Regions from separate parts of the Homo sapiens genome. Here region 2 is linked to region 1. Evidence: read pairs that join two places in POLR2A ChIA-PET (ENCODE). Cell type or tissue: MCF 10A. All regions are shown on one strand. Links, peaks and the distances in the headings refer to the core of each region. The heading gives the core; the rest is flanking DNA. Region 1 has its middle 120 kb from the start of LINC01344. Region 2 overlaps GLUL (glutamate-ammonia ligase).

What was found. ChIA-PET counts read pairs that join two places held together with the same protein. Peaks named below come from ENCODE experiments on the same cell type or tissue, not always from the same donor. Only the 100,000 strongest peaks of a DNase experiment are listed, where the experiment ranks them.
Region 2: POLR2A ChIA-PET joins it to region 1 with 12 read pairs; 4 of 35 experiments call an interaction of 5 or more read pairs at or near these places.

What each region holds. Positions count from the first base shown.
Region 1 is chr1:182,191,858-182,197,243 of GRCh38, reverse strand. No RefSeq gene overlaps it. Among named protein-coding and RNA genes, the nearest start is that of LINC01344, 120 kb to the left of the region's middle. In MCF 10A, for the core only: no CTCF peak of the experiment used is centred there; a DNase peak (open chromatin) is centred at 3,153.
Region 2 is chr1:182,376,170-182,381,555 of GRCh38, reverse strand. It overlaps GLUL (glutamate-ammonia ligase), which reads left to right. Exons shown (of 7, transcript NM_001033044.4): 7 at 1-3,458. Among named protein-coding and RNA genes, the nearest start is that of GLUL, 13 kb to the left of the region's middle. RefSeq lists a silencer at 88-382. In MCF 10A, for the core only: no CTCF peak of the experiment used is centred there; no DNase peak of the experiment used is centred there.

The DNA of each region.
Region 1 (5,386 bases), core at 74-5,073:
AAACTCCTATATGTGTGGGAGGCAGGGACCATGAAATGTTTTAGGAGGAAATTCAGCTTTTCCTCTTTTGGCCTTTGCTGAAGTCCCTCCAAGGTTTTCAAAGGGAAAGCCAACACCATTCCTTCAACGAACATGTGCTGAGCCTGAAATCTTGACAGGGCTGAGGACTGTCACAGTCTTGGAGTACAGCTTTGTCCATCACACCTGCTGCAAAGGGGCTTGCACTCCAGCTAAGAAGCATATGCAAGGTCAATTCTTTCAGCTTTCCATGTAACACATTCATAGGAATAGATAATAAAAATAAAGGAAATATTACTTTTGAGAAGGAAATAAACATGAAAACAAAACAAAGACACCAACCCTGATTTCTAAGAGCTTCCATTACAGCGGAAGAGTCACACATGTATAAGATAAATTACCATAACAGATAATTGCCACCCTTATAATATAGGTATTTTGTAAATTACTATGAGTCTGCAGAAGAAAGAGTTATTGAGAGGAGCTTAATTCTTTTCCTACAAAGATTTTGTAATACAAATGATGGAGAAAGCCTAGTGGAATCACCTACCAGGAAGATAGTGGCTTAGCTTCAGGCAGATCTTATTCATTTACTCTACAAATATTTATTGAACATCTATCATGTGTTGTTAGGATATTGGAATCCATCAATGAATCAAAGAGAAGAGGATCCCTGTTGTGATATTCTAGGAAAAAAATAAACTAAAAAACAAAATTGGCAATGACCAATTAAAGCATTCCTTCTTTGATAACAGGTAGAAATTAATTGGTTTTTGGTTGATGGGGATACTAAAAGCTGTAGAACATCATACCTTTTGATCCTGAAGTCTCACTAAATGACCATGTCAAGCAGTATGTTAGAATAATGACCCACCCCAATATCTACATACTGAAGACCACCATGCCACTTCAAGCTACCAATGAGATGTCTCTGAACATACAGTTGGGAAGAGATGCATATAATAAAACAACCACAGAAACACAAAACCCTGAATCTTAGAACCAAAGCAATATTCAGTAGGTAAGGTGTCAATATTGATAAGAAATGCAGTGTTGCTGGCTGGCTTTCAAAAGAGAGGAAGAAGGTCATAACCCAATGAGTGTGGGCAATCTTTAGAAGCTGAAAAATACAACGAAACAGATTCTAACCTAAAGCCTCCAAAAGAAATGCCATCCTGGCAACACCTTGATTTGAGCCAGTGAGATCCATGTTGGACTTCCAAACTATAGAACTGTAAGAGAATACATTTAGGTTGTTTCAAGCCACTACATTTGTTACAGCAGCAATAGGAAACTAATACACAAGTGCTCCTCCACATTTCCTAGCCTCCCAATCATGTAGGTGGGGCCATGAGACTTCATAGAATGTGGGTAGACATGATGTGTACCCCATCCAGGCCTGGCTTCTGAACCTTCTTTTGCAACCTCCTCATAATCTCTCTCTCTGCTGGTTGGAGAACCAAATGCAGGAACTCAGTGGAGGATTTCAAGGAGGCTTTAGTGAATGGCAGAACCACTGGACACAAGCAGCTTGGGATCCTGAGTTGGCATTTGGAGATCTTTCCATGTCAGCATGTAGAGAAAGACCCAGTTCATTTTTTAGCAACTGGAAGATGATCCATTTTATGGAAGCACCATGAAGTATTCAACAAATTCCCAGTGATAGATTATTTGTATCCATTTGTTACTATAAACAAGAGTGTGGTTATATCTATCTATCTAGCTAGCTATCATCTATATATATATCTGTTATCCATATAATGATTTCTTTGCATACTTACAAGCACATTCTTACAAGCGGGATTTCTGGCTAAAGGGTACTTGTATTTCTAAGGCTTTGTACCAGCTGTCCCTCCAGCCTGGACTGTTCTTTTTTAAGATCTTCACAAAGCTAGATTCTTCTTATCATTCAGGTTTCAACTTAAGTAGTACTTGATACCATATCACCTGCTTTGTTTTTACCATAGAACTCATCACTACCCTGTCTTTTATCTTTTGATTTACCAGTTCATTTTTCCCTCTCTCCACTAGAATGTAAGCTCCTCTTGAGAGCTCAATAAATGTAATTGTTGGAAACATGAGTAAATGATGAATGAATGAATGAATGAATGAATGAATAAATGAGTGAGTGTTACATGTAGAAATTAAAAACAAGGCAGCAAAATGTTAACCGTGGTTATAGATGTTTTATTCTTTATGCTTATCTAAATTTTTTAAATTTCTTGACATAAAAATATATGCTTTTGTAATCAGAAAAAGATCTGAAAAAACCTATATTTTTAAAGCATGGCTGAACCCACACAACAGTTGGGAGAACATAGTGAAAAATATCAAGAACCAAACTTAAATATAGTTTTGGAGAAAAGGAATAATGCAGAATATTGTTTACAGGGTATGTCTGGTTTTTATTTATGTTTTTGGATGGAGATGGTCTCATTTTGGCTATTTAGTGTTTTCTATATTTAGTGTTTGGTTATTTAGTGTTTAAGAATTTATTATAGATCAAGTGTATGTACTAATTAATAGCTACGTAGTGTTTTTGCTATTTGAATTGCAAATATGCTTAATTTAAAGAAATCTGTTAAAAAAGATAGGAAAGTTATTAGGCTAAACCAACAAAGCTGAAGTAAAAATGTTTATAAAATCTATTTTTTTTTTTTTACATTTTTTGCCTTAATTTCCACCTTAGAAGGACCTTCTGTTGGAAACTGGTTGCTCTTTACTTTGCCTTAGACTCATTTCTTTCTCTTTTTTTCTTAATTTTAGAGACAGGGTCATTCTCTGTCCCCCAGGCTGGAGTGTAGTGGTGCCATCATAGCTCATTGCATCATCAATGTCCTGGGCTCAAGCAATCCTTCCACCTCAGCCTCTCTAGTAGGTGGGACTACAGGAGCGCATTACCATGCCCAGCTAATTTTTTCAATTTTGTAGAGATAGGCTCTTGCTTTGTTGCCCAGGTTTGTCTTGAACTCCTAGCCTCAAGCGATTCTCCCATCTGGGCTTCCCAAAGTGTTGGTATACAAGCATGAGCCATTTCATGGGACCTGAGACTCATTTCTTGTGTCTGATGAGGCCAGCTCCTCCTCCAAGGTGACGTGCTACAACCAAGGCACTGTAGCCCAAGAGTATCTATTGCTTCACATTGGAACTGGACAGCTGGCTTGTGGTTTCATAGATTTCATAAACATGTTTCAGGCACCGAGGTATCTGTTGCAACTCCAGATGCTAAAGCCAGCAAGGAAGCCAGCTCTATAATGATCAGTTGGAAAGCCAGAATTTGAACTCTGGACCTGATAAACTCCCAGTGTCAGCTTTAGGAGATGAAATACAAATTCCTTGGGAAATCTAAGTAGCACATTTTTTTTCCCAATATATGTGCCATGGCAGTACAAATTTAACTGAGATAAACTGATGGTCTGGATAGGTTAAAGAAGATAATCACATGAGGTCAATAGCTGGGCTGAAGTAACTCTTGAATTTACCTGCTGTTGCTAAGCCTTGACTGCTGTTATGAGTCCTGATGCATGTAAGTCTCTGGGATATTTCCAACTATTTAAGAAATCTATGGGATGATGCTATAGGCTGAACATTTGTGTCCTCTAAAAATTCATATGTTGAAGCTCTAACCCCCAATGTGACTGTATTTGGAGATAGAGCCTTTACAAAAGCAATTATGGCTAAAGGAAGTGATACGGTTTGACTCTGTGTCCCCACCTCAAATCTCACCTTGAATCGTGTAATCCCCACGTGTCAAGAGTGGGACAAGGTGGAGATAACTGAATCATAGGGGCAGTTTCCCCCATGCTGTTCTCATGATAGTGAGTGAGTTCTCACAGGATCTGATGGTTTTGTTAGCTTCACTCAGCTCTCATTCTCTCGCGTGCCACCATGTGAAGAAGGTGCCTGCCTCCCCCTCAGCTTCTGCCATGATTGTAAGTTTCCTGAGGCCTTTCTAGCCATATGGAACTGTGAGTCAATTAAACCTCTTTCCTTTATACATTACCCAGTCTTGGGTATTTATTCATAGCAGCGTGAGAATGAACTAATACATCCATAAGGGTAGGGCCCTGATCTGACACAGTTAGTGTCCTTAGAAGAAGAGGAAGAGAGACAGGAAGGTGCTCTCACTTTCTCTCTGTATGTCTCTGTCTGTCTGTCTGTCTCTTTCTCTCTCTGCTCACCCACACCGAGGAAAAGCCACATGAACACACATGGAGAAGGTGGTCATCCACAGACCAGGAAGAGGACCCTCACCAGAACCTGACCTGGCACCCTGATCTCAGACTTATAGCCTCTAGAACTGTATAAAAATAAATTTGTTTTTTAAGCCACCCAGTATGTGATATATTCTGTTATGGCAGTCCAAGGACATTAAGACAGATAGGGACAGAAAGATGTCTTTTGGGAGTGAAGTCCCACAGTAAAGGTTAAAAAGAAAAGTACCCATTCTAGTAAAGAAAATGTGCAGGCATCTTAGCCAGGGTCACCCTTTTTAAGCACAGGTCAGATTATATCACTCCTTAGTTTAGAAGCCTTCCAAGATTCCCTGGACCTTATAGGACAAAGTTGAAACTTTTTGCATGGCTAACTTAGCCCTCCCAGCTCTACCAGAGCCTACAATTGGGGGCTCTGCTTCAGCCACCATCATCCTGCCCTGGTTGTGGCATGTCACCTTGGAGTAGAAGCTGGCCACAAAGGACTCAAGAAATGACCCTGGGTCAGAGTAAGAATCAACCAATCAGCGTTTCCAACAGAAAGTCCCTCTAAGGTGGCTTCAGCTTCTCTGCCTCAGAAGTTGGCCACAGCCAATGATAGCAATCTACTCATGGGGCTGTCCCTTCTGTCTTCTCATTGGTTTCACATTGATCCTCTCACTTTGCTCACCATATTCCCCCTGACTGAAGCATTTCTTCTGCCGATCCTTTCAAGGCCACCTGACTTCCTCCGTGAAGCCTACACTGATGCCCATTTCCTCCATTGCTATTCCATTGTTTTTAAGATGCACATTTGTTCACATCCTATCTTCTGTAGCAAACATTGTTGGTGTTCTGCCCAGATCCTCTTGGATTCTTTGTAGATTTCTGTGCACCTTTCCTCATATAAATGTGGGCTTCTGCTTCCAACTGCCTGCCCTTGCTATTCTCTTCAAAAGACTGCTCTAGGGCTGCCCAGAGCAGAGAGCTGAAAATATAATGTCCCCGGGCATCCTTGGCCCAGGACTAGTGCAGAAGTATGAAAGTCCAGTTCCTTGCCCCAAATCAGGACAGACTCTGAGATGCAACTTCCACCCCAGAGTTCCCCCTGGGGAATCAGGCTGCAGCTGCTGTCTTGGGACTTTGCTTGGCTTCCTCCCCTTCCCTGGCCTGCT
Region 2 (5,386 bases), core at 254-5,253, 180 kb before region 1:
GGTCACAGTGCAATCCCCTTGTATTTCTAAGGTGTTTTTTATAGTTCATTTGCAGACAATGGGTTATGTGATAACTTTTATCAGTGATAGATTAAACAGAATAATGACCAAGCTTTCAACCTTAAGGAGTCAGGCCAGTATTTACAAAAGGAGGTCTCCATGAACTCCTTAAATATGAGTTCCCCTAATATCATCTTGCCAGGTACTAAATAACAACTGATAGCACAAGCTATAGGGAATTTGAAAGAATTCCATGGATGGGTGTTGTCTAGGGCCTTTTGTTGTTTTTGAGACGGGGTCTGACTCTCACCCAGGCTGGAGTATAGTGTGGCGCAATCTTGGCTCACTGCAACTTCTGCCTCCCAGATTCAAGCGATTCTCCTGCCTCAGCCTCCCAAGTAGCTGAGACTACAGGTGTGCACCACCATGCTCAGCTAATTTTTGTATTTTTAGTACAGATGGGGTTTCACCATGTTGGCCAGGCTGGTCTTGAACTCCTGATCTCCCAAAGTGAGGTCTTGAACTGGTCTTGAACTCCTCCACCTCCCAAAGTGCTGGGATTACAGGCGTGAGCCACTGCACCCGGCCTAGGGCCATGTAAAAAGCCAGATCTGTGCTGCTGTCTGTGTAGAAGGGTAGACAAGTGGATGAGAAGTTCCTGAACTATTCTTGGCCCTTTTACCACTAAGTGAAAGTAACTTGCTGCCCCAAAGAAAGATGTCTCATCATTCGACAGGACTTTCTAGTTGAACTTCATGAAAGCAAGAGATCCTGTTTTTCTTGCTCACCACTGTATCTTGAGACCTGTTGTAGTGCCTGCAATACTTATTTAATAAGTTATTTTTAAGTATCAGTTTTGTGAGCTTTAACTCTATGAGGTCTTTGTTGTTTGACTGTATTTTAACTCTGGCCATGACAGCAAGACAAAGTTCCATTTTTATTGAGCTTAAAAAGAATCAAGGCCAGGTGAAGTGGCTTACGCCTGTGATCCCAACACTTTGTGAGGCTGCAGCAGGAGGATCTCTTGAGCCCAGGAGTTTGAGACCGTTCTAGGCAATGTAGTGAGGTCCAGACTCCACAAAATAATTTTTTTTTAAATTGCACGCCTGTAGTCTCAGCTATCAGGAGGCTGAGATGGGAGGATGACTTGAGCCCAGGAAATTGAAGCTGCAGTGAATTGTGATTGCACCACTGCACTCCAGCCTGGGTGACAGATCAAGACCTTGCCTAAACAAAACAAAACAAACAAAACCCCAAAAAACAAATTGAAAATGTTGATTCTTTTTACTACAAACATTATGGCAGCACTAAAAACTTCGTGGGAGTGTACTGTGGAAAATAGTGTACTTAATTAATTCTCATTGTAATCAGGCTACCAAGAGCCTTGTGTTGCTTTAAGAGTTATAACTGCCAGGCACAGTGGCTCATGCCTATAATCCCAGCACCTTGAGAGGCCGAGGCAGGTGGATCACCTGAGATCGGGAGTTTGAGACCAGCCGGGCCAATATGGTGAAACAAGCTGTGTCTCTACTAAATACAAAAAATTAGCCGGGCGTGGTGGCACATGCCTGTAATCCCAGCTGCTTGGGAGACTGAGACAGGAGAATTGCTTGAACCTGGAAGGCGGAGGTTGCAGTGAGCTGAGATTGCAACATTGTACTCCAGCCTGGGCAACAAGAGGGAAACTCCATCTCAAAAAAAAAAAAAAAGTTGTAACTGAGGCTGGGCATGGTGGCTCATACCTGTAATCCCAGCACTTTGAAAAGCCGAGGCAGGTAGATCACTTGAGCTCAGAAGTTCGAGACTAGCCTGGGCAACATGACAAAACCCCATCTCTACAAAAAATACGAAAAATTAGCTGGGCGTGGTGGCATGCACCTGTAGTCCTAGCTACCTGGGAGGCTGAGGTGGGAAGATTACTTGAAGCTGCAGTGAGCCATGGTTGTGCCACTGCCCTCCAGTCTGGGCAACAAAGTGAGACCCTGTCTCAAAAAAACAAAAAAAAATTATAACTGATGTAAACTGGCAGTTTAGGCTGGGTGTGGTGGCTCAAGCCTGTAATCCTAGCACTTTGGGAGGCCAAGGCAGGTGGATCACCTGAGTTCAGGAGTTCGAGACCAGCGTGGCCAACATGGTGAAACCTTGTCTCTATTAAAAATACCAAAATTAGCAAGATGTGGTGGTGGGTGCCTATAATTCCAGCTACTCAGGAGGCTGAGGCAGGAGGATCGCTGGAGCCAGGGAGGCAGAGGTTACAGTAAGCAAAGATCACTCCACTTCACTCCAGCCTGGGCAAAAGAGTGAGACATATCAAAAAATAAACAAATAAATAAATAAATAAGTGGCAGTTCATCATTTAACTCCAAAGACTTTGCGTACATTTCTACTGAAAACAATCTGAGCTGATTAGAACCCTGCCATTTTATAGCCTTTAGCTCGATCTCCGACCGTTCATTTAAAAAAATTCTACTTCAGGCCGGGCATGGTGGCTCAAGCCTGTAATCCCATCACTGTAGGAGGCCAAAGTGGGCAGATCACTTAAGGTCAGGAGTTTGAGACCAGCCTGGCCACCATGGTGAAACCCCATCTCTACTAAAAATACAAAAATTAGCCGGGCTTGGTGGTGAGCACCTGTAATCCCACCCTGCCGAGTGGCAGGCTGAGGCAGGAGAATCGCTTGAGCCCAAGAGCCGGAGGTTGCAGTGAGCCAAGCTTGCACCATTGCACTCCAGCCTAGGCAACAGAGTGTGACTCCATCTCAAGAAAAAAAAAATTCTATTTCATTTTACAATATGCAGATATATGTCCATACACATGCATAATATAAATGTATACCATATTTGTGAGAATATGCATATATGTACACATTAGATACACAATACAAGCACAATACATATGTCTTTTGCCCAAGATACAGCATTTTGTAAAGGAGACAGGAATTTAGTAATATATGTTCCAGAAACAGTACACAAGAGAATTCGCCGAGATGAGAAAGTTGTCACTAGGAATGGGGAGTGGTAAGATGTAGAAGGTATAATTGTTCTTAAAGTTCTACTGCCAACTCTTTCCAATTAATTACCCACTCTGCCATGCTTTATGGACAGGAGGTTGTCGGACACTGTCAATTAATAAATATTTGAGCATGATACACTGCTTGGAGCTCCTCTAATATAGGAGAGTGATATCCTAGTGCATGTTACAGAGGGAGTGTCCACACAGTTCCTATTGTCATTTGATGAGTTACTTTTCAGGGGCCTTGTACCTGAGCAAGTTGTCCTCTTTTTGATGGATTTCAGATTGAGTTACCTGCATTGTCTTGAGATTGCAGCGTGTTTCCTCCACTGTACGGCGTAGTCAGCAGATCTATTAGTTAAACTCCAGTGGGCCCTCAGTCACTAAATCTATCCTCTGTGTTGAAGGCTTTCTGCATTTGCCTTTCAATAAAGGTTTAGAATAACTCCTTCTCTGTGACTCTGTTTTACTCCTCTATTGACAGTAAATTGAATCAGCATTTAAGATGTGAAAAAATTAATAATCAAATGAAATGGGGGTCAAATAGGCACTAGTTTGGTGTGTTGGGGAAAGCATATGAATGAGGGGTGGTCAAGTGAATGGTCAAGTCTCCTTTATGACCCTCCTTTTATAGCTAAAGGTTGTCACTGGCAGCACCAAAAGGAAGGGGACTCCTGGGCCCATTGCTATGTATCCCAGTTTATTCTCAAATGATTTTGTGAGCTGTTTTGGTAACTGTTTAAATAAGGCTACAGAATGAAATGTAGTATCACATTGTGGGAGGAGAGGGAAAAGGATTCCTTTTTTCGTTTTTTGGAAGAAGTGAACACTTGCCTGGACTCTGGGAAGGAACCTGTGATCTAATTAGCTAAATTTAGAGAGACAGTACAGTAAGAGAATGCACTTTTCCAGAGCTTCCTTTGCAAGAGAGGATCCATCTCTTCAAACAATCTACCACCAGGCTCATTCCTAGGTGGGCCTAAGATCCAGAAACTACCAATCTATTAACATTTTTATATAAATACTGCTATGGCATAGCACTTAGCCAAGGAAGCCTTCAATAAATGTTTGTTGTTTACATTATCAGAGAAAGGTCACTACTATGTCACTGGCTAAAGAAAGTAGGTAGAAGGCTGGGGTGTGAGGCCTATTAATCATAGTATTAATCATAGGTATTAAAGGTTTGTGTATGAGCTGCCTCACTCCTGCAGTAAATTCCAAATTACTTAGTTCAGAAATATCCTCCTCTTCCTGATGCCAAATGCAGGGCCTTTGGGGTGGTCATCTGAAATGCTATGTCCTGGAAGCTGCTGAGTTTCCAGGTTCTTCCCTTCTCTTGGAAGAGGATGGTTGGGAATATACTTAGATTATCTGTGTCATTAAGTGATTCACTCCTCCAGGAATTGACACCATTCTTTACAAAATCAGCCTGAGATAAGCTATGACATCCCCAAAATTCCTTCCAAATTTGGAATTTTATGCTGTGAACCATCACACCCAATATTGAAGTTAAGCAGTTTTTGGTTAAATGTGCTACCTTAGAGGGTAAAAGAGCTCCTCCAACTTATGACTGGTTATTTGTCATCAAGGTTCACAGCTGAATTCAGTGTTGGAGAAGTTGGAAAAAGATGAACAAGCTGTTTTGTTTTGTTTTGAGACAGAGTATTGCTCTGTCGCCCAGGCTGCAGTGCAGTGTCGTGATCTCGGCTCACTGTAATCTCTGCCTCCTGGGTTCAAGGGATTCTCCTGCCTTAGCTTTCCAAGTAGCTGGGATTACAGGTATGCACCATCACACTCAGCTAATTTTTGCATTTTTAGTAGAGACGGGGTTTTACCATGTTGGCCAGGCTGGTCTTGATCTCCTGACCTCAGGTGATCTGCTCACCTCAGCCTCCCAAAATGCTGGGATTACAGGTGTGAGCCAACATGCCTGGCCATATTTTAACACAGCATTTGGGTGTCATGGAGGGGTAGGGAGGGGCATATGAGGCAGCATTTTATATTAGTAGTGATAGGAATATTTAATCATAAAATGATTTAGCATACATTTATTTCAGGTTAGGAAGAACCATTTCTCTCTGTTCCAGGGCTCTGGCTTCTGTGCTTTAGGAGTCCTAAAGCTATATAACCATCATCCTCAGGTAACTCAGCCCAGCACTTTCTAACCCTGAGGGTTTATATATCATTTAAAAGCATCGGCTGGGTGTGGTGGCTCACACCTGTAATCCCAGCATTTTGGGAGGCCGAGGCAGGCAGATCACCTGAGGTCGGGAGTTCGAGACCAGCCTAGCCAACATGGAGAAACCCTGTGTCTACTAAAACTACAAAATTAGCCAGGTGTGGTGGCGCATGCCTGTAATCCCAGCTACTCAGG